Regions from separate parts of the Homo sapiens genome. Here region 2 is linked to region 1. Evidence: chromatin loops called from intact Hi-C (ENCODE). Cell type or tissue: transverse colon. All regions are shown on one strand. Each heading gives the region's core, and the rest is flanking DNA. Links, peaks and the distances in the headings are about the cores only.

What was found. Peaks named below come from ENCODE experiments on the same cell type or tissue, not always from the same donor. Only the 100,000 strongest peaks of a DNase experiment are listed, where the experiment ranks them.
Region 2: a loop joins it to region 1, with 16 times the contacts of the local background. A loop is called at or near these places in 2 of 110 quality-filtered maps.

Annotation. Positions count from the first base shown.
Region 1 is chr4:184,719,864-184,727,863 of GRCh38, forward strand. CENPU (centromere protein U) reads right to left here. Exons shown (of 13, transcript NM_024629.4): 4 at 5,094-5,199. Among named protein-coding and RNA genes, the nearest start is that of CENPU, 10 kb to the right of the region's middle. RefSeq lists a silencer at 3,162-3,241. In transverse colon, for the core only: a CTCF peak has its summit at 3,203; a DNase peak (open chromatin) is centred at 3,218; H3K27ac peaks cover 923 bases.
Region 2 is chr4:184,780,078-184,791,761 of GRCh38, forward strand. ACSL1 (acyl-CoA synthetase long chain family member 1) reads right to left here. Exons shown (of 21, transcript NM_001995.5): 3 at 8,540-8,654; 4 at 3,850-3,914; 5 at 255-356. Among named protein-coding and RNA genes, the nearest start is that of ACSL1, 40 kb to the right of the region's middle. RefSeq lists an enhancer at 2,860-3,079. In transverse colon, for the core only: no CTCF peak of the experiment used is centred there; no DNase peak of the experiment used is centred there.

The sequences.
Region 1 (8,000 bases), core at 1-8,000:
ACCTAAGTCCTTTCAAATATCTGGAAAGCCTTCCCACAAATGATGGATCCAAACAAGCCCAGACTCCAATGACTACAATAAATACCTGACTCTTCAATGTCTAGACACTGATAAACATCCATAAGCATCAAGACCATCCAGTGAAACATGACCTCATCAAATGAACTAAATAAGGCACCAGGGACCAATCCTGGAGAAACAGGAGATACATGACCTTCTAGACAGAGAATTCAAAATAGCTGTTCTGAGGAAACTCAAAGAAATTCAAGATAACACAGAGAAGGAATTCAGAATTCTATCAAATAACTTTAACAAAGAATTGAAATAATTTTATAAATCAAGCAGCAATTCAGTAGTTGAAAAATGTAACGGACATACTAAAGAATACATCAGAGTCTCTTAATAGCAGAATCTATCAAGCAGAAGAAAGAATTAGTGAGCTTGAAGACAGGCTATTTGAAAATACAGTCAGAGGAAAGGAAAGAAAAAAGAAAAAACAATCGTGAAGCATGCCTACAGGGTCTAGAAAAAAGCTTCAAAAGGGCAAATCGAAGAGTTATTGGCCTTAAAGAAAGGTAGAGAAAAGGGGGTAGAAAGTTTATTCAAAAACGTAGTAACAGAGAACTTCCTAAACCAGAGAAAGGTATCAATATCCAAGTACAAGAAGGTTATACAACCAACACCAAGCAGCTTTAACCCAAAGGAAGACTCCCTCAAGGCATTTAATAATCAAACACCCAAAGGTCAAAGACAAAGAATCTAAAAGCAGCAAGAGAAAAGAAATAAATAACTTACAATGGAGCTCCAATATGTCTGGCAGCAGACTTTTCAGTGGACACCTTACAGGCCAGGAGAGAGTGGCATGACATATTTAAAGTGTTGAAGGAAAAAAACTTTTACCCTAGAATAATATATCTGGTGAAAATACCCTTCAAACATGAAAAAGAAATAAAGACTTTCCCAAACAAAAGCTGAGAAATTTTATCAACTCCAGACCTGTCCCAAAAGAAATGCTAAAGGGAGTAATTCAAGCAGAAAGAAAAGGACATTAATGAGCAGTATAAATCATCTGAAGGTATAAAACTCACTGGTAATATGAAGTACACGGAAAAAGATAACACTGTAGCTGATGCATGTAAACTACTCTCATTGTAAGTAGAAAGACTAAAAGATGAACCAATCAAAAATAATAACTTTTCAAAACATAAACAGTACAATAAAAATAAAAACAAAAAGTTAAAAAGTGGGGGAGCAAAGTAAAGGTGTAGTTTTTATTAGTTTTCTTTTTGCTTGTTTATGCGAGCAGGGTTAAGTTGTTAATGGCATAAAATAATGGGTTATATGGCAGTACCTGCTAGCCTCATGGTAACCTCAAATAATAAATACAACAAATACATAAAAAGAGCAAGAAATCACACTGCCAGAGAAAATCACCTTTACTAAAAGGAAGACAGGAAGGAAGAAAAGGAAGAGAGGGCCACAAAACAATCAGAAAACAAATAGTAAAATGGCATGAGTAAGTCCCTGCTTAGCAATAACACTGAATGTAAATGGACTAACTTCTCCAATCAAAAGACATAGAGTGGCTGATTGTAAAAAAAAAAAAAAAAAAAAAGGACCCAATGATTTGTTGCCTACAAGAAACACATTTCACCTATAAAGATACACACAGACTGAAAATAAAAGTATGGAAAAAGATATTCCATTGTCAATGGAAACCAAAAAGAGCAGAGTAGCTATACTTATTTCAGACAAACTAGATTTTAAGACAGAAACTGTAAGAAGAGACAAAGAAGGTCACTACATAATGACAAAGGGGTCAATTCAGCAAGAGGATATAACAATTTGAAACATACATGCACCCAACACTGGAACACCCAGATAGATGAAGCTAATATTAGAGCTAAAGGGAGAGACAGACCCCAATACATTAGCTGGAGACTTCAACACCCCACTTTCAGCACTGGAGAGATCTTCCAGACAGACAATCAATAAAGAAACAGCAGACTTAATCTGCACTGTAGACCAAATGGACCTAACAGATATTTACAGAACATTTCATCCAACAGCGGCAGAATACGCATTCTTCTCCTCAGCACATGGATCACTCTCAAGTACAGACCACGTGATAGGTCACAAAACAAGTCTTAAAACATTTTTTAAAAACCGAAATATCAAGTATCTTCTCTGTGGAATAAAACTAGATATCAATAACAGGAGGAATTTTGGAAGTTATACAAACACAGAGAGATAAAACAACACGTTAATGAAGGACCAGTGGGTCAATTAAGAGATTAAGAAGGAAGCTGAAAATTTTCCTGAGACAAATGATAATGGAAACACAACATACCAAAACCTATGGGATACCACAAAAGCAGTACTAAGAGGGAAGTTTACAGCTATAAGCGCCTACATCAAAAAAAGAAAAACTTTAAATAAATAACCTAATGATGCATCTTGAAGAAGTAGAAAAGCAAGAACAAACCAAATCCAAAACTAATAAAGATCAGCTTTTATAAATAAATGTATAAATTTACCTCAACCCAATAAAGATAGCAACTTTGCTTTTAACAAGTAGCTCTTAAAAGTCATTATTAAAAATAATGAGAAAAGCTGCATTTATATATAGAAAAGATCAAGGATTTTAATATAAATCATAGAAGTTCTAAAAGAAAACACGAAGGGAGATGTCTTCCTATGACTCAAAATCCCTAAATGCTAAAAGTGATAAATATATCGCTGCATCTAAATAAAACTGAACATTTTCTATGTTGAAAAAAAAAACCACCACCATTAGGTGTTTTGTCAAAAGAGAGATGAACCAGTAAAAACAAAACAAAACAAAACAAAACAAAAAAAAACTGTAACATAGGGCTAATCTCACTAATGTTTAAATGAAGTCATGAAGAAAATGACCAACATCAACTAGAAAATAGGAAAAAGGATATAAACAGTTTGCAGAAAGAGAAATTCAAGAGCTTTTAAATGATTGCTGCTCAATCATTCCTAAGAATACAAATTAGAACTAGGCTGGGATAGCATTTTTGACCTATCACATTGGCAAAAATCCAAGTTTGATCTCACTTAGGTGGCAATGTGGCAATAACTATAAAAAGGACAAACACGTTTCATTTGACTCAGAATTTAACTTTTATGACTATATCCTATAGATACACAGGCACAAGTGTGAAATGGCACTCCCAGTGGCACTGGGAGTGACAGCACAGACTGGAAACAGCCTGACTGCCCATCTATACAGAACTGGATAATCACACTAAGGAACACCCATGCTGTGGAAAGGGTAGAAGAATGAGAAAGCTCCATGTGTATTGATATGTAAAGATCTCTAAGATGTAGTAAGTGAAAAAACCTAGGTAGCAACCTATGCTGCCTTTTGTAGACAAAAAAGGGTTAAAATGTGTATTCATATTTACTTTTATATGCACCAAGAAATTCTGGAAGGACATATGAGAAATTAATAATAAGGGAGAGGGAAGAATCGGGTTCTAGGAGCTAGATGGATAGTAGACATGATATGAAGACTTACTATACACCTTTTTATATTTTTAAACCATGTGAAGGTGTTACCTACTCAAAATATTCCTGTTTAAAAATTACATTCACCACTGTTTAAAGTAGAGCACGTTTTCCAAATGTATGACTTTTACTGATTTTCAGTAACATATAAAACTGGAGTCAGCCAGGCACGGTGGCTAACGCCTGTAATCCTAGCACTTTGGGAGGCCAAGGCGGGCGGATCACGAGCTCAAGAGATCAAGACCATCCTGGCCAACATGGTGAAACTCCATCTCTACTAAAAAATACAAAAATTAGCTGGACATGGTGGCACGTGCCTGTAGTCCAAGCTACTCGGGAGGGTGAGGCAGGAGAATTGCTTGAACCTGGGAGGCGGAGGTTACAGTGAGCCAAGATTGCGCCACTGCACTCCAGCCTGGTGACAGAGCGAGACTCCATCTCAAAAAAAAAAAAAAAAAAAAAAAAATAAGCTGGAGTCTCCAAAATAACCAAGTACTATAAAACTTCCCTAGTGTAGACAATCTCAAAATGACTTCTCAGATTTCTGCCCAGCTGGGATATTTGTTTTAAAACTGCAGTTTTGGCCGGGTGCAGTGGCTGACGCCTGTAATCCCAGCACTTTGGGAGGCCGAGGTGGGCAGATCACGAGATCAGGAGATCGAGACCAGCCTGGGTAACATGGTGAAACCCCGTCTCTACTAAAAATACAAAAAAAATCAGCTGGGCATGGTGGCGGGCGCCTGTAGTCCCAGCCACTCGGGAGGCTGAGGCAGGAGAATGGCGTGAACCCGGGAGGTGGAGCTTGCAGTGAGCCCAGATTGAGCCACTGCACTCCAGCGTGGGCAACAGAGCAAGACTCCATCTCAAAAAAACAAACAAACAAACAACCAAACAAAAATACACTGCACTTTTGATACTTGCTAAATACATTTAGTAACTAGAACTGACCTGTTACCCAACAGAGGTCCCTAAGTCAAAGAGCTGCTCTAGATAATTTTAAATGAGTACTACAGTTATCGAAGAGTTCTGCATTATATAACTTGCTCCCAAGTTTTCTCTATGAAATCATTTTTATAGAGATTTTCTGGACCTATAGCTTCACATAAATCTCAAAGACTCAAACCAATGCACTTCAGGGACAGTGCATCTGAAACAGCCTTTTTATTGCTTTGTAATTATCACCTACCATATACAAGGAAACATCTCATTTGTGATAATTATAGAGAATTTGTAAATGAAAGAGACCTCCCAAAAATCACCTAACATTCTATGCTTGTAAAATCTTTCCCTCCTTTCTTATTTGACTCAAAGCTAAACTATCTTCCCAGGCATGATTTCTAGGATAATCAGGTGTGAATTCTGTCAGTTATCACAGCTATTATAATTATCGTGTCAATTATTAATAAAGTTTTTATGCCTCAGTTCTCTTGAGAAAAAGCATAACAAGTTGGCTCAAAGGATCTTGAAATGCTTTTGTTTTATTAGCTTCTATCTTAAAGAGTTTCTCAGAAATCCCATTAACCATGAATAAACAATTGCTTGAAATACACCAGTACCTTCTTTTTGCTTCTTTTCCTGGAGGAGTTGAAGAGAGAGACAGTCCACAATGTTTGGAGAATTCTTCTTCATCAGCATATATAGCTGTGCTATGTAAAGGAGGATCTTTCAAAAGACAAAAAAGAAGCACAACTTTAAAAGTCTGGCTATTTGGGCAGTACTGTAGTTTATTCCCTTACAATGGAGTACAAAACAATCTTTGTTCAACTAACAAAATCAAAATCAATTACACAGGCCACTTCCCAAATGTTTTTGATCTCACACCTCAACAATAAAAATTGTAAACCCTATCACCAATAAATACATGAATATTTATGAATAATAAACCTTTATTACTGCACTTACATGGAATTATTTTTGGTTTCTGAAACAGGGCCTCACTCTGCCGCCCAGCCTGGAGTGCAGTAGTGCGATCTCAGCTCACTGCAGCCTGAAGCACCTGGGCTCAAGCGATCTTCCTGCCTCAGCCTCCCAAATAGCTGGGACTACAGGCACATGCCACCATGCCCAGCTAATTTTTTAATTATCTGTAGAGACAGGGTCTCACTATGTTGCCCAGGTTGGGGAAATTTTAATGAAATAAAAATATAAATCGGAAGTCCAACATTTTCTTTCCTCATCCCTGTCAGGCGTCATACACTCTGCATGAGAGACCACTGCATTAAACTATAAACTCAACAGGCCTAGAGAGGTCACCTCACAAAGTACCCTGCATATAGTGGGCCCTCAGTATTTTTGAATGAAAAGCCCTTTGGGGAGATTCCAGGCCTCCCTTACTTCCTCTCTGCTTTACTCTGGGATGCCAGAGCCTTTAGATAACATAAAAAGATACCTTGAATGAGGAAGAAGATAAAAGAGAAGGAGAGCAAATGAACTTGGTGGAAAGGCACAGAAAGGAGATGCTAAGAGGAGAAAGATGCTCCTAGCGGGTGCTCAGGAAAGAGGAGTAACAGGAGAGACCCAGGACTTAACGCAGGGGTAGAGAGCTTGGAGAAGAAGAGGTGGCCAGTGGTGACAGAGCTGAACTGCTGTAAGGGGGCCTGGTAAGAGCCAAGCAACCATTTCTTCATGCTCAAAGTTTAGCATGACAGTGCAAACTTCAACATTTTTTCAACTAAACAGCTGCTTAAATAATGAACATATCAACTGCACAATTTTTAAGTTAGTAGTATACTTTGTATTGCCCTCCACGAGGCAAAGGGATTTATTTACTCTATTGCTGTGAATAACAAGGGGGGAAAAAAGAAATAGAACAATCCCAAACGTCCACAGATAACCACTCACATAAACTGGATTCTTACAACTTCATAATAAAAAGACAAATAATCCAATTTAAAAACGGGCAAAGGGTGAACAGAAACTTCTTCAAAGAATATACAAATGGCCAATAATCATACATAAGAAGGTCAAAGGGAAAAAAAAAGCAAATGGTCAGCCATAAGTACACGGAAAAGGTGCTGAACACCATTAGTAATTAGGGAAATACAAATCAAAACCACAGTGAGATAGTACTTCACACCCAAACAAACACCCAGAAAATAGCAAGTGTAGGCAAGGATGTGGAGAAACTGAAACCCTTGGGCCCTGCTGGTGGGAACACAGGCACTGTGGAAATGGTGATTCCTGAAAATATAAAATATATATGATCCAGCAATTCCATTTCTGGGTAAATGTCCAAAAGAGGAGAAAGCAGGGACTCAAACAGATATTGATACACTCATGTTAGTATTAATAGCAGAATTATTCACAGTCAAAAAGCAGAAGTAACCCAAGGGTCCATTAACAGATGAGTAGATAAAAATAAAATGTGGTACATACAGACTGTTCTTCAGCTTAAAAAGGAAATTCTGGCTGGGCGCAGTGGCTCACGTCTGTAATCCCAGCACTTTGGGAGGCCGAGGCAGGTGGACCACCTGAGGTCAAGGGTTCAACACCAGCCTGGCCAATATGGCAAAGCCCCATCGCTACTGAAAAATACAAAAATTAGCCAGGCGTGGTGGTGGTGGTCCTGGGGGGTGGGGGGGGGGGGCGCCTGGAATCCCAGCCACTCGGGAAGCTGAGGCAGGGAGAATTGCTTGAACCCAGGAGGTGGAGGTTGCAGTGAGCCGAGATCGCGCCACTGCACTTCAGCCTAGGTGACAGAGGAAGACTTCGTCTCCAAAAAAAAAAAAAAAAAATTTCTGACTCAGGCTACAACACAGATAAACCTTGAAGACATTATGCTAAATGAAATAAGCCAGTTACCAAAGAACCAACTATTCTATGTTTCCTTTTACATCAGATTCCTAGAAAACAGAATGATGGTTGCCAGGAGTTGAGGGGAGGGAAGAATGGGAAGTTGTTTAATAGGTGGAGCATTTCAGTTAGGAAAGATGAAAAAGTTCTGGAGATGGATGGTGATGATGGTTGCACAACAACGTGAATGTATTTATCTGCTACAGAGTTAATACACTTAAAAAAGGTTAATATGGTAAACTATATTTTACCACCCATACCCCATACACACACTCACACCCACAATGAGGTGCTGGGATGGCTAGAATAAAAAACTCAGTAAGTTTTGGTGAAGGTGTGCAGAAACGGGAACTCTCATATACTGCCATGGAATTGTAAAGTGGTGCAGCCGCTTTGTAAAACAGTTCCTCAAAAAGTTAAAAATAGAATTACCATAGGACTCAGCAATTCTGCTCCCACTATATGCCCAAGAGAAGTGAAAAAAGTCCACACAAAAACTCTTACACAAATGTTCACAGCAGTATTATTCACAGTGGCCAAAAAATAGAAACCACCCAAATGTAACTGATAAATGGGTAACAAGCTGCGGTATATCCAAACAATGGAGTATCACTGAGCTATAAAAACTTACAGGAATGAGGTAGATACACGTTACAACATGGACAAACCCT
Region 2 (11,684 bases), core at 2,106-10,105, 62 kb after region 1:
GTCAGGCTGGTCTGGAACTCCCGACCTCTGGTGACCCACCCGCCTTGGCCTCACAAAGTGCTGGGATTACAGGCGTGAGCCACTGTGCCCAGCGGCCCTGGTTGAGGTTTTCATATGTGTAACTTTCTAAGGTGTAACGTAAAGCTATACTTTTAGTAGAAATCAGACTACAAAATCTGGTCTCTAGCAGAAGTTAGGCTCTTATATCTGAGAATTCTCAAAATCATGCATAGCAAGTACCTACTGGTTCATACCTCAGGTCTATTTTGAGCAAAGATGCCAATGAACTGATCTGGGGCAGTCTTGAAGCCCTTCTGGATCAGTGCTGAGCCTATGCACTCCGACAATTCTGCAACCTAAAATGGAGAGGAAAAAGTCAGAAGCAGCATTGGGCCCCAACTCCAGAAACAAAGCTGACCAGACGGCAGGCTTGTATCTCAGCCAGCAAGCAATGCTGCACACAGAAACGGAGAGGGAACATGCAGGTATTCCTTTATTGATAGATTTTTTGGTAAAACACAAGGTTTTATTCACAAGAAATCAGAATTAAGAGAACTGACCGCAGGGTTCCTTCTGCAAAGAAAATTAATCTTATCCCAATGGCTGCAGGTCACAGACAATTATATGGCAGGGCTATTTATACATTTTTTTCTATTTTAGTTTTATACAATTTTAAAAATGATAGAGAGATGGATTTGTTTTATTTATAAAGCAGCCAAAACTTGTTTATTTGGTATAAACACAGAAACAGCAACTTTTGAGAGACCTATAAAAAATAAGAGCAAGCTCTTATCCTTAAGTTCTACAGTTCCATTCTTGAGAACGTATTCTTAGGAAACAATTCAAACTCAGGAGGAGGTTTTTAAAAGCCTACATACAGGCCAGGCACGGTGGTTCACGCCTATAATCCCAGCACTTTGGGAGGCCGAGGCAGGCAGATCACTTGAGGGAGTTCGAGGCCAGCCTGGCCAACATGGTAAAACCCCGTCTCTACTGAAAATAAAAAATTAGCCAGGCATGGTGGCGTGAAACTGTAATCCCAGCTACTCAGGAGGCTGAGGCAGAATTGCTTGAACCCAGGAGGCGGAGTCTGCAGTGCACTGAGATCACCCCACCGCACTCCAGCCTGGGTGACAGGCGAGACTCCATCTCAAAAAAAAAAAAAAAAAAAAAAAAGCCTACATATAAACAATATGCAAATATTTCAAAATTATTGCATCAAAAATCTCTAGGGTAAAAAACCTAATCATGGCTGGATGATTAAGTAAATGATGGTAAATCACTAAGAAAATGCTACATAGTAAATATTATAATTATGAAAACTATCAAACTTAGGACAATATTACAATGATAAGCAACACATGTAAATATAAAAATGCATATTATAATAACTAAGTAAAAATTGATAGGTTTGCAAAATTCAGCAGGGTTATCCTATCCTCTCCCTGTTCCTACCCCAAATAAACTAAAATTTTTAAAAAATCTTAAACTTTGCAGTTATTTTCTTTTCCTTTTTCTTTTCTTTGTTTCTTTCTTTTTTTTTCTTTTTGAGACATAGTCTCACTCTGTTGCCCAAGCTGGAGTACAAGGGCATGGTCTTGGCTCACTGCAACTTCCTCCTCACGGGTTCAAGAAATTCTCCCTGCCTCAGCCTCCAGAATAGCTGGGATTACAGGCACCTGCCACCACACTCAGCTGATTTTTGTATTTTTCAGTAAAGACAGGGTTTTGCCATGTTGGCCAGGCTGGTCTTGAACTCCTGACCTCAGGTGATCTGCCCCCGTCGGCCTCCCAAAGTGCTGGGATTATAGGCGTGAGCCATACCGTGCCTGGCCTGGAGTTATTTTCTTTATTCTCAGTTCGCAAATTCTCAAGAGTACTCTTAAAGCACACCCATACCCATAGGAAATAAGACCATACCTACTCCTGGCCTGGAACCCTACTGGTTCTGGGCCTTGGCACCATCCTGGCCCTGCCTATGGGGAACAGACTGATCGTGGTAAGGTGACAATAGGATGACACAAACAGGCTCATTACTACTCTCTCCTTCACAGACGAGTTCAAAAGTCTTGGTTGCATTTAAGGAATCAGAGCCTGAGAAAAGCCTGCAATTGGATGCTATACAGCTGGTAAATATGATTGAATAATACACGCACATTTATATTTCTAGATCGGTCATACATTCTTAAAAAAAAAAAAACAACCCTTTAAGGCATTCCTAGCCACCAAAAGGTCATATTCATTGGATGACTGAAAAAAAAAAAAAGATTTGAATGTACAAATCCAAAGTTGGCTTCAGTTTTGTATCTTCACCTGCTTCCAAATGAAGTGTGCAAGTCATAGATTCACACCTTCAGAAACCCCAGTGATTTTCAATCTGCCTTGAAAACGCCTATCTGCAATGGACGTGTCTTCTCTCTTCCAGCCACTAAACAACAGAAGTAACCCAGGAGGCACAGAGGATTCCATGATGCCTCAGGACCATCACACACAACACACACATGTTCAACACACACAGGCTGTTCTTACACTTGTGAAAATGAGGGATCCTGGAAACTACTATTTGTGCAAGAAACTACTATTTGGCTCTGACAGGACAGAATAAAAATGGGAAATCCTTCCAATCATGTGAGATACTGCCCCTAGCTCCTTCTACAGGGGAGGTGTGAGAAGTTGCTTCCCCTTCTCTTGAGAGACAGATGAACACCTCTCAAGCAAAGCCTTCTGCATCCTGTCGACCCCAGAGGACGGACGGGGAGAAATCATGCACTTCAGTCTGAGAAGAACCAACAAGCACTACTGCAGGAGTGTGGCTCCGAGGCTGCAGAGAACGATCCCTTCCACAGACGCACCCCAAATACACCAGCTCCTAAGCTGCCCTTCACACAAAACCCAGAAGGAGGAAGTGCATTTGTATTCATGAATCCGCATGATTACCTGCCCCGAGAGCAGGAGAAGGGGGGCCAGGGACGGGAGCCTTTCCTGGACAGCTGTGTGGAAGCAGCAGGCAGCAGAGCTGGCCTGTCTGGAGCACGTGCCTGTTCCGGGGTGCCGTGTGGACTGGGGAAGAGCTGTGGCACCCACATTCATTGTAATCATGATAAAAATAAAAATAAACAGCAACGTCTTCCTGCACTGCTACTGCCACTCATGAGCCGCTGTTTCAACAGCTGTAGCCGTTGATGGGTGGGGACTAGAGACCGACAAGGGCCACCATACTCAGATCCCAGCTTCCTTTGTGCTTATACAGTAACACAAGTGCCTTCCCCGAACATCTGTGTTCCTCCCTACAGCTGCCTGGGGGTAAGTGTCACACAGGTGGTGAGTTGGCCAAGGACAGCTTTGAGGGTCAGCAGCATGCACTAGGAAAGCCTACACAAGAGGCTGCAGGCCTTGCTTCTGGTCCTGGTTCTGCCACTAACCAGCTATAACCTTGGGTGAGTCACCTCTTTTCCTGAGACAGGTCCTCCTCATCTGTGAAATGAAGATGTATTCCCACGTTCCAGCTTCTGAGTTTTTCTAGTACCCCTCAAGTGGAGAGAAATAATGCTATGCCGCCAGGGGGACCGGGAGAGTTTCTAGAATTTTATCTTAAAAATTATACTTGACTTCACAATGTATCCACATCAGCTTTGAAATACAATGCTTTGAACCACCTGTTAAATTCCTTAACTTGTTCTCCCCAAACCTTTGTGTCAAGTTTCTCCTTGGATGCCCCATGCTTACGGCAAGGCTCTGAGCTGGTCCAGCACATACACTCTGGAGAAACCTTCCGGCTCCAAGAATGCACATACAGAAGCACCCCTGCTTGCAAGAGGAGTCCACAGAGCCTGTCTCATACAAACTCACCTGTTTATATGAAAGCCATTCATAGGGTTGGTCTGGTTTCCGAGAGCCTAAACAAGGGCCATTATCTAAAAAAAGAGAAAAAACAACAGATGGGCTGAACGTACATAAATATTCCTAGATTTTAATTTGTATCCCAACCGCACTCTAATACTAAACATCAGCTAGACTCTACTTTAGTCCTCAGATAAGAAATGGTGGCTTCAGATTGGAAATGTTTTCTCCCTCAGTTTTGGTCTGATTTTTTCTTTGCTTGTTTATTTCTGTTTTGTTTAAGTGGGGCAGGAGAGGGGGACAGAGGGGAGAAAAGGCAATATCCAACTCTTAAGGGCACTTAATTTGTGATTCCTCTTTAACACCCTACTGGTTTAGACCAGGAGTCAGCAGATGAGTGGTAAAGAGAACCTGCTGTAGTGGTAAACAGATACCTTTTCAGAAGAGGTATTCATCAAAACTTTTCAAGAAGTCTAAAGCATTCTAATTCAGAATACGGAAAGGAAAATATAATTCTTTATGTGTCCAAATTTTGATGACCAAAGGTATCAAGAATTACCTGGAATCCTAGTTACATGGGTGAAGTCATGATTGCAGAAAAACAAAAACAAAGAAAAGATGCAAAATGAGGTGACGTGAAGCGGTATCTGGGAAGCAAAAGTTAGGAAATACCGAGATGTTTCCCGATTCCTATTCAGGTTTCAAAGAAGCAAAAGGGGACCATAGTGCATCTGGCTTTAGCATATTAGGTCTGAGTGTTCGTGAGGAGGCTCTGATTTGACATGAGGACCTAAGGAAGTAGGATGGAAGGCAGGGCTGGCCCCATCACACAGATCATGCCCCAGACAACGGCAGTGTGCTGCACATGCAGATTCAGGAATCAGCCACGTGGCTGAGGAGGACACAGGCTGGACACACTGACTTCTTTGCCATCCCTAAAAACAGTCCTGATGAAAACAGGAAGAGCTATTCTCGGACCCTCTCCCATTTACAGAGACTGTAACAAGCACCATACAAGATGAGTCCAATCAGATGTTGCTTCCAGATGGGAAAAAAATTGCATTAGCCATATGAAATGATGCGATTTTATTCCTCAAAAACAGAGACGGGCGCACTGCAGCCAAGGGCCAAATCAGGCCCACTGGCTGTTTTTGTAGACACAGTGATAGTGGCACACAGCCACACTCATTCATTTTTGTTCTGTGTGAGGCTGCAGTTGAGTAGTTGCAACCAAGACCATATGGCACCAAAGCCAAAAATATTTACTACCAGGCTTTTTACAGAAAACATATGCCAGCTCCAGCTCCAGAACTAGCCGTTAAGCTGCAGGCTCACCAGGGGAACTTGATACTATACCAGGTTCTACTATACCCAGGCTCTAGAATTTTTTATTCAGTTGAATAGGGATGGGGCCTGGGCCTCAGTATTTTTTAGAAGCTCCCCGATGGCACAAAAGTGCAGCTAGAGATGAGAGCCACTGAGAAGCAGGGAGCTCAATCTTTATAAATGGCTTCCTTGGTGCAGTTTTAAAGTACTAGGTTTAAAAACTCTAGGCGGGCTGCTTCTATCATTCAACAAACTTCTGACCCCTTATCCAAGTGCTGGGTCTTGCTCTTTTGTTTCAGTTTAATTCTACAGTAGCCTAAGAAAATCAAAGCTTAGAATAAAAAGATCCTCCTGGGCGGGGGCGGGGGGGGGGGGGGGAAGGAAGCAAATCGAGACCTGCAAAGCAGCTCCCTTCAATGAGTACAGATCAAGAAGACTGGACATACTTTCCTTCACCTTCTCTGACACATCCATAAAAGGACTTTCATTTTCCAGGGGGAGCAAGCGACCAAAGAAAAGTTATGTGACTTGTCTTCAGATCAGAGGAGAGTCAAAAGCATAAAGTAAGTCACCATGCTCCTCGATGAATGTATATACATTTACATGTATACAGCAGGTCCTCAAATAACGGCATTTCATTTGCACGTTCTCCTCACATCTATGTGGTTTTTCCTGGGAACTCTGGGTTCCTCCCACATCCCAAAGCTGTGCCTGTGAGGTGAACTGGTGCATCTCTACGGTCCTAGTGAGTGTGGGTGAGCGGAGTGAGTGTGTGAGTGTGAGTGGGTGTGAGTATGAGTCTCCCTACGATGGGAGGGTGTCCTGGCCAGGGCAGTTCCCACCTGACATCCTGAGCTGCCCAGATGGGCTCCAGCCGCCCACGACCCTTAACTGGAATAAACAGGTAAATATCTTATTTTTATCAATTGTTCCTAAATGTCTGTATCGCTCACATTTATTTCATGTTTAACATAAGAAGCGTGGTCTTTATTTAGAAGTTTGGTGATGTTTTTGTGACTAGAAATACGCTGTGGGAATGTAACTCCTGTTCGTATCAATTAGCCTATGGGAAAAACTGGTTTCATTATAGTGGTTTTCAAGTTACAGTTTCCAAGAACCCATCAAAGACATTAACTGAGGACTTACCGTATATGTGCTCTGTGGTGGTGGCAAAGCACACACACACACACACACACACACACACACACACACACACTGTTTCATGTGCCATATGTTAGGCTGATCCACCTGATGGATATTTACTATCACAGACAAACCCTGACCTTGACACCAACTTTGAGAATGTTCATAAATTAAATAATACACAAGTAAGCTTGCTTTTCCTTTGTAATAGGGCTTAATGCACGTGCTATGGGAACACTGGGACAAACTCGCCAAGCTGAGACATCCAATGTTACCAGTGTCAAGTAAAAAACAATAGGCACTTTCTTTTTTTTTTTTTTTTTTTGAGACGGAGTCTCGCTGTGTCACCCAGGCTGGAGTACAATGGTGCAATCCTGGCTCACTGCAACCTCCACCTCTCCGGTTCAAGCGATTCTCCTGCCTCAGCCTCCTGAGTAGCGGGGGTTACAGACATGCACCACCATGCCCAGCTAACTTTTGTATTTTTAGTAGAGACGGAGTTTCACCATGTTGGTCAGGCTGGTCTCGAACTCCTGACCTCGTGACCTGCCCGCCTTGGCCTCCCAAAGTGCTGGGATTACAGGTGTGAGCCACCATGCCCGGCCAATAGGCACTTCTTGAGTGCATATTACATGCAACCTATCATGAGGGATAGAGCCAGCAATACCACATGGTTCCTGACCGTAAAAAGATTACAATGTAGCTAGCAGTGGCCCAAATAAAAGCTAAGCATCAGAGGATTTAAATAACAAAGCACAGATTCCAAGACCATTTTTAGACAAGTACCTGGTATAAGCAAAAATGAAGTGGCTAAAATAGAAAGAGGGGTGGAGAAACCAGAGGTACTCCCTCCTTCACTGAGGATGCATTAGTGGGGCGCTCACTGTGTGCCAGGCACTGTCAGTGCTGTGAAAAGAGATGACTGATAACCACCCTGTTCTCAAGGAGCTCGGGCTAGGGGGGCAGAATGCCAGGTGAACACCTCTGTGCCATCAGGAGTTATGCAGAAGGAATATAACATGCTGGGAGGGAAAAGGGAAGAAATGCTTCACTCAGAGGTAGGGGATGAAAATGATAGACTAGGAAGGTTTTAGAGAAAAGGTGAAATGCAGTGAGTTTTGTAAGATTAAAGAATACATCAAGCACCCAGGCTGGGGGTAGAAAGAGGCTTTATGATCAAGAAAAAAAAGTGCATGGCCGGGCATGGTGACTCGCGCCTGTAATTCCAGCACTTTGGGAGGCCGAGGTGGGTGGATCACCTGAGATTAGGAGTTTGAGACCAGCCTGACCAACATGGAGAAACCCCATCTCTATTAAAAAATACAAAATTAGCTGGGCGTGGTGGTGCATGCCTGTAATCCCAGCTACTCAGGAGGCTGAGGCAGGAGAATCACTTGAACCCAGGAGGTGTAGGCTGCGGTGAGCCAAGATCATGCCATTGCACTCCAGCCTGGGCAACAAGAGCAAAACTCCGTCCAAAGAAAAAAAAAAGTGCACAAGTCTGGGCATGGTGGCTCACACCTGTAGTCCCAGTGCTTTGGGAGGCTGAGGCAGGAGACTCACTTGAGGTCAGAAGTTTGAGTCCAGCCTGGGCAACATAGCAAGACCCCATTTCTAAAAAGCAAAATAGAACTGCACAAAGCCTCAGGGCTGGGAGAGAGCAGAGGTAGTCGTGGCTCTGCAGGAAGTTCAGTATGACCTGAGGGCCCTATACAGGAGGCCTGGGAGGGACAGAGGCTGGAAAGGAGGTATGCTGGATATCACAGGGTTTCTTACACTACAGTTAATAATTAAGGGTAATCCCATGAGCCAACATTTCCCAAGTATCTTTAACAGAACACTGCCATCCTGGGATGTCAGTATTTCTTTCTCAAAATATGGGTCTCATGGTCAAGTAAGCATGAAAAATGCCGGATTGGGCCCAGTTCAACAGACCTCTTTATTGCAGGAAACGTCAGAGCCTATTGTGCACTGGTGTAACATGTGACTCACCATAAAATACAGGATGTGACACTCACATATTTGACCATGGAGCCCCCAGGGCCACAGGGAACATCTAGAGGGTCCAGTGAGCTTTGGGACCGACTCTGGGAAAGTTACAGTGGACACAGAGGGGCCTGAGCGATCCTAAGGAGGCGAAAGATAGGAGCAAATGTGCATTTCTGAAAGGCCACTCGTTCTTCATGAAACACGGCGAGCGGGAGCCACGCAAATGCAGGAAAATGCTTACTTGACACCTGTATTCCCCTCTGGAAACCTTCGTATAATGTTGTGACATCATCATAGAAATACACCAAGGGCTCGTCGCTGTCAAGTAGTGCGGATCTTCGTGCACCACCACTACCCTATCAAAAAAGAAAGGGGGGCAGGTTAGAAGGCAGTGAAACATCTATGCACTGTGGAATGGCTAAATCAAGCTAATTAACATATCCATTCCTTTACATTCTTGTCACTTATCTGTAGTGAGAACACTTAAAATCTATTCTCTTAGTAATTTCAGGTATATGGTACATTGTTATTAACTACAGTCACCAACTAATAGTGAACATGGTCACCATTTTTATTAAAAATAGATGTCCTGAACTCGTTCCTATTATACACCATAAATACACATAATTTGTATTTGTCCATTAAAAAATAAAATGCTTAAAAATTAAATATAAAGTCTAATATGCCCCTGTGGTATCCGCACCCCTCTAGGCGGCCACCTGCGGAACAGCTGCCCAGTGAGTGAGTGCTGAAAGACTGCAGTGCAAGATGTGCTGATGTAAACCAATCATTCGCCTGGAGGTAAACACAGGCTTCGGGGAACCACGGCTAAGTCAGAAAGATGCCTGAAGAGAGAAAACAGGTTTACAGACCTACAAGTGCTGGTCCTGCCGGATAAGGCCAAAGAGAGCAAGAGAAGAGCCACAAACTGCCACCACTACACACATTGACAGTTCTCAAGCCACTGCCATCCACAGCACAGAGGACTGATCCTGTTCAGCTCTGGTGGAAATGAAACCCCATTTGGTTATACTTCTAAAATGTTACCTATATTCTTTTTGAGACTATTTCCACTATTTTATCTCCTCACCAAGCGCAATATCATCTGTTAGAAACTTCACTTTCTTGCATAGCATCTCTAACAGTTAAAATCATCAGCTACAAAACATATGCATGTGCAGACACAGGTCTTTATTAGTTTTAGGTGCAACATTTATAGGTGTGCAGATTTGACATCGCTGTGCACCTTTCTCTAAGTCGTCTTCATCTGTTAGCTTCCTGAGTATATTTGCTATGTGCAAGAACTCCTAATGATGGATAAGGCGGCAGGGCCTAGCCTCCCACAGTAGCAGCAGTAGTCTTTACAGGTAGCAGGTCTCCAATGTGAGCTGCTGAGTCCTCTGGGGCCAAAGGACACTGTAAGGCATCCAGACATCCACAGAAAGCCAAAAAGCAGTCTTTAGAGACTGATAAATAAAAGCTCAGTGACTATGACGTTAGAGCCTACCTTTTTTTTTTTTTTTAATTTCAGAGAGGGGCCTTCACTTTTACAACAGTCTGGAAACCCTTGGAGAAATTAGACTGTGATATGATAACCTCTGGTACCAAGAGGAGAGAGCTGTCCAAAAGTGGAAGAGATCGTTTCTGGCTTAAGGTGTGATGAAACAAAACAGGAGACACCAAAAAGAAGTGTGGAAAAGCTAGGTCTCAGAGTAGGGCGGCAGGCTGAGGAGGGCCGCGCTGAGGAGGAAGTGGATGGGTGCCAGGGGATGAACTCACAGGGAGACCCTTTAGAAGGGGATGACTGCCTGATCTGTTTCCATGGACTCTTCTATTTTTATTAGGATTATCCATTTCTCTTCCTACAAGCTCTTTTGCTTTTTGTCCACCCTTAAGTTATAATGTATATACTGTTTAAAAACATTTAAGTGATACAGAAGTATATCAAGGAAAAATGATGACTATTAGTAGTTTGGTAAATTCCTCCCAGTCTTTTTTTTATGCTTATACATTTATAGACATTCTGTCAATATCTACTGTGTGCTACATGTGTGTATTTCACTCTTGATCCCAAACTGCTAATAGTTTTCTGGAGTAAATATGACCTAACCATATCTTTTAATCATCACAATGTCTTCTCTCTCGGCAGAAACTTTCTAACACCTATGGCTGTGATTCCAAACATGCTTACTAACTACAGCACACTACTTTATGAAGCAAAAACGTTATTCTCTGTGTGCATAAGAATGGGAGAATATCTTTGCTTAGTGTCACGCATTATTGTTACTTAATCGCTGAGTCTGTTTTCTTTTCTGTAAAATGGAGACATCATGAGTCCACTTCCAGGGTTATTTTTTGTTAAAGAGGAACTTTCCTGTAAAATATGATTGTGTAGAATATTACTTGTGCACCCGATAACATGCTCTAACTACAGTACAAGTCCTCCATCACCTCAGTCTTGACTCCAACAAATAGCCTGAAATTCAGAAGCAATTTTGTGGCTTTGTAGTGAATATCAGAAGCCTTTTCAACCCATGAAGCCACCAAACACACCGAAGGCACCAAGGCTAAGGTAGGAAGAGAAAGGGGGAAAGGACAAAATGAGAGAAAACAGGAAGAATGAGTGGGTGTGAAAAGAGATAAGAAAAGTACCAAGTATGATGGTGAAGTGTGGTTGTCTCAGCATGGCCTAGACATGCAGGTGGCCTGGCCGCCCACAGGGAGGTCCTCACGATGCTCTGCTTACAAAGGTGCCTTCTATACCTCTTGACACAACAGAAATGCATTCATGGTCTTTTTCAGTGCTCTCTCTTCAAAAGCAACACCACTTTCTGCACTCTGCAGAGGAGTTCCCCTAGCTGTGAATGGGCAGATGGGGATAAGGTGAACAAGACACAAGCTTGTTCTGAAGGAGCCCACGTCTTGTCTCTAAGTGACCACAGGGACTCCAGGGAACCCTGGCTGAGCAGAAGAGTGCAGGGAGAGTCAGGATGAACAGACAGAAGCAAGCCTGAAATCTCAGGTGCACAGGCTCATTCTAGAGCCAAGCTTCTCAAAGTGTGCTCTGCGGAACACCTGGCACTGGTTAGGAAAGCAAATCACACCAGACCTGCTGAATCCGAAACTCTGGGGATGCGATCCAGCAATCTGTGCTTTAAGAAGCCCTCCAGGGGATGCTAAAGTTTGAGAAGCACCTTCCTAGGGACAGCAGGTTTCCAGCAGGGAAGTTTTCAGCAGGGAAGTGGTGAGGATGGGCTAATGGGTTAGAAAGAAATCTACAAGAAGCGTAAGCAGTGTGTGGAACAGGAGGGAGGGAAGAGACTGGGGAGAAACCAACTCCTACAGACCTGGATAGGGCAGTGGGAGTTGGGAGCCGGGAAGGACCA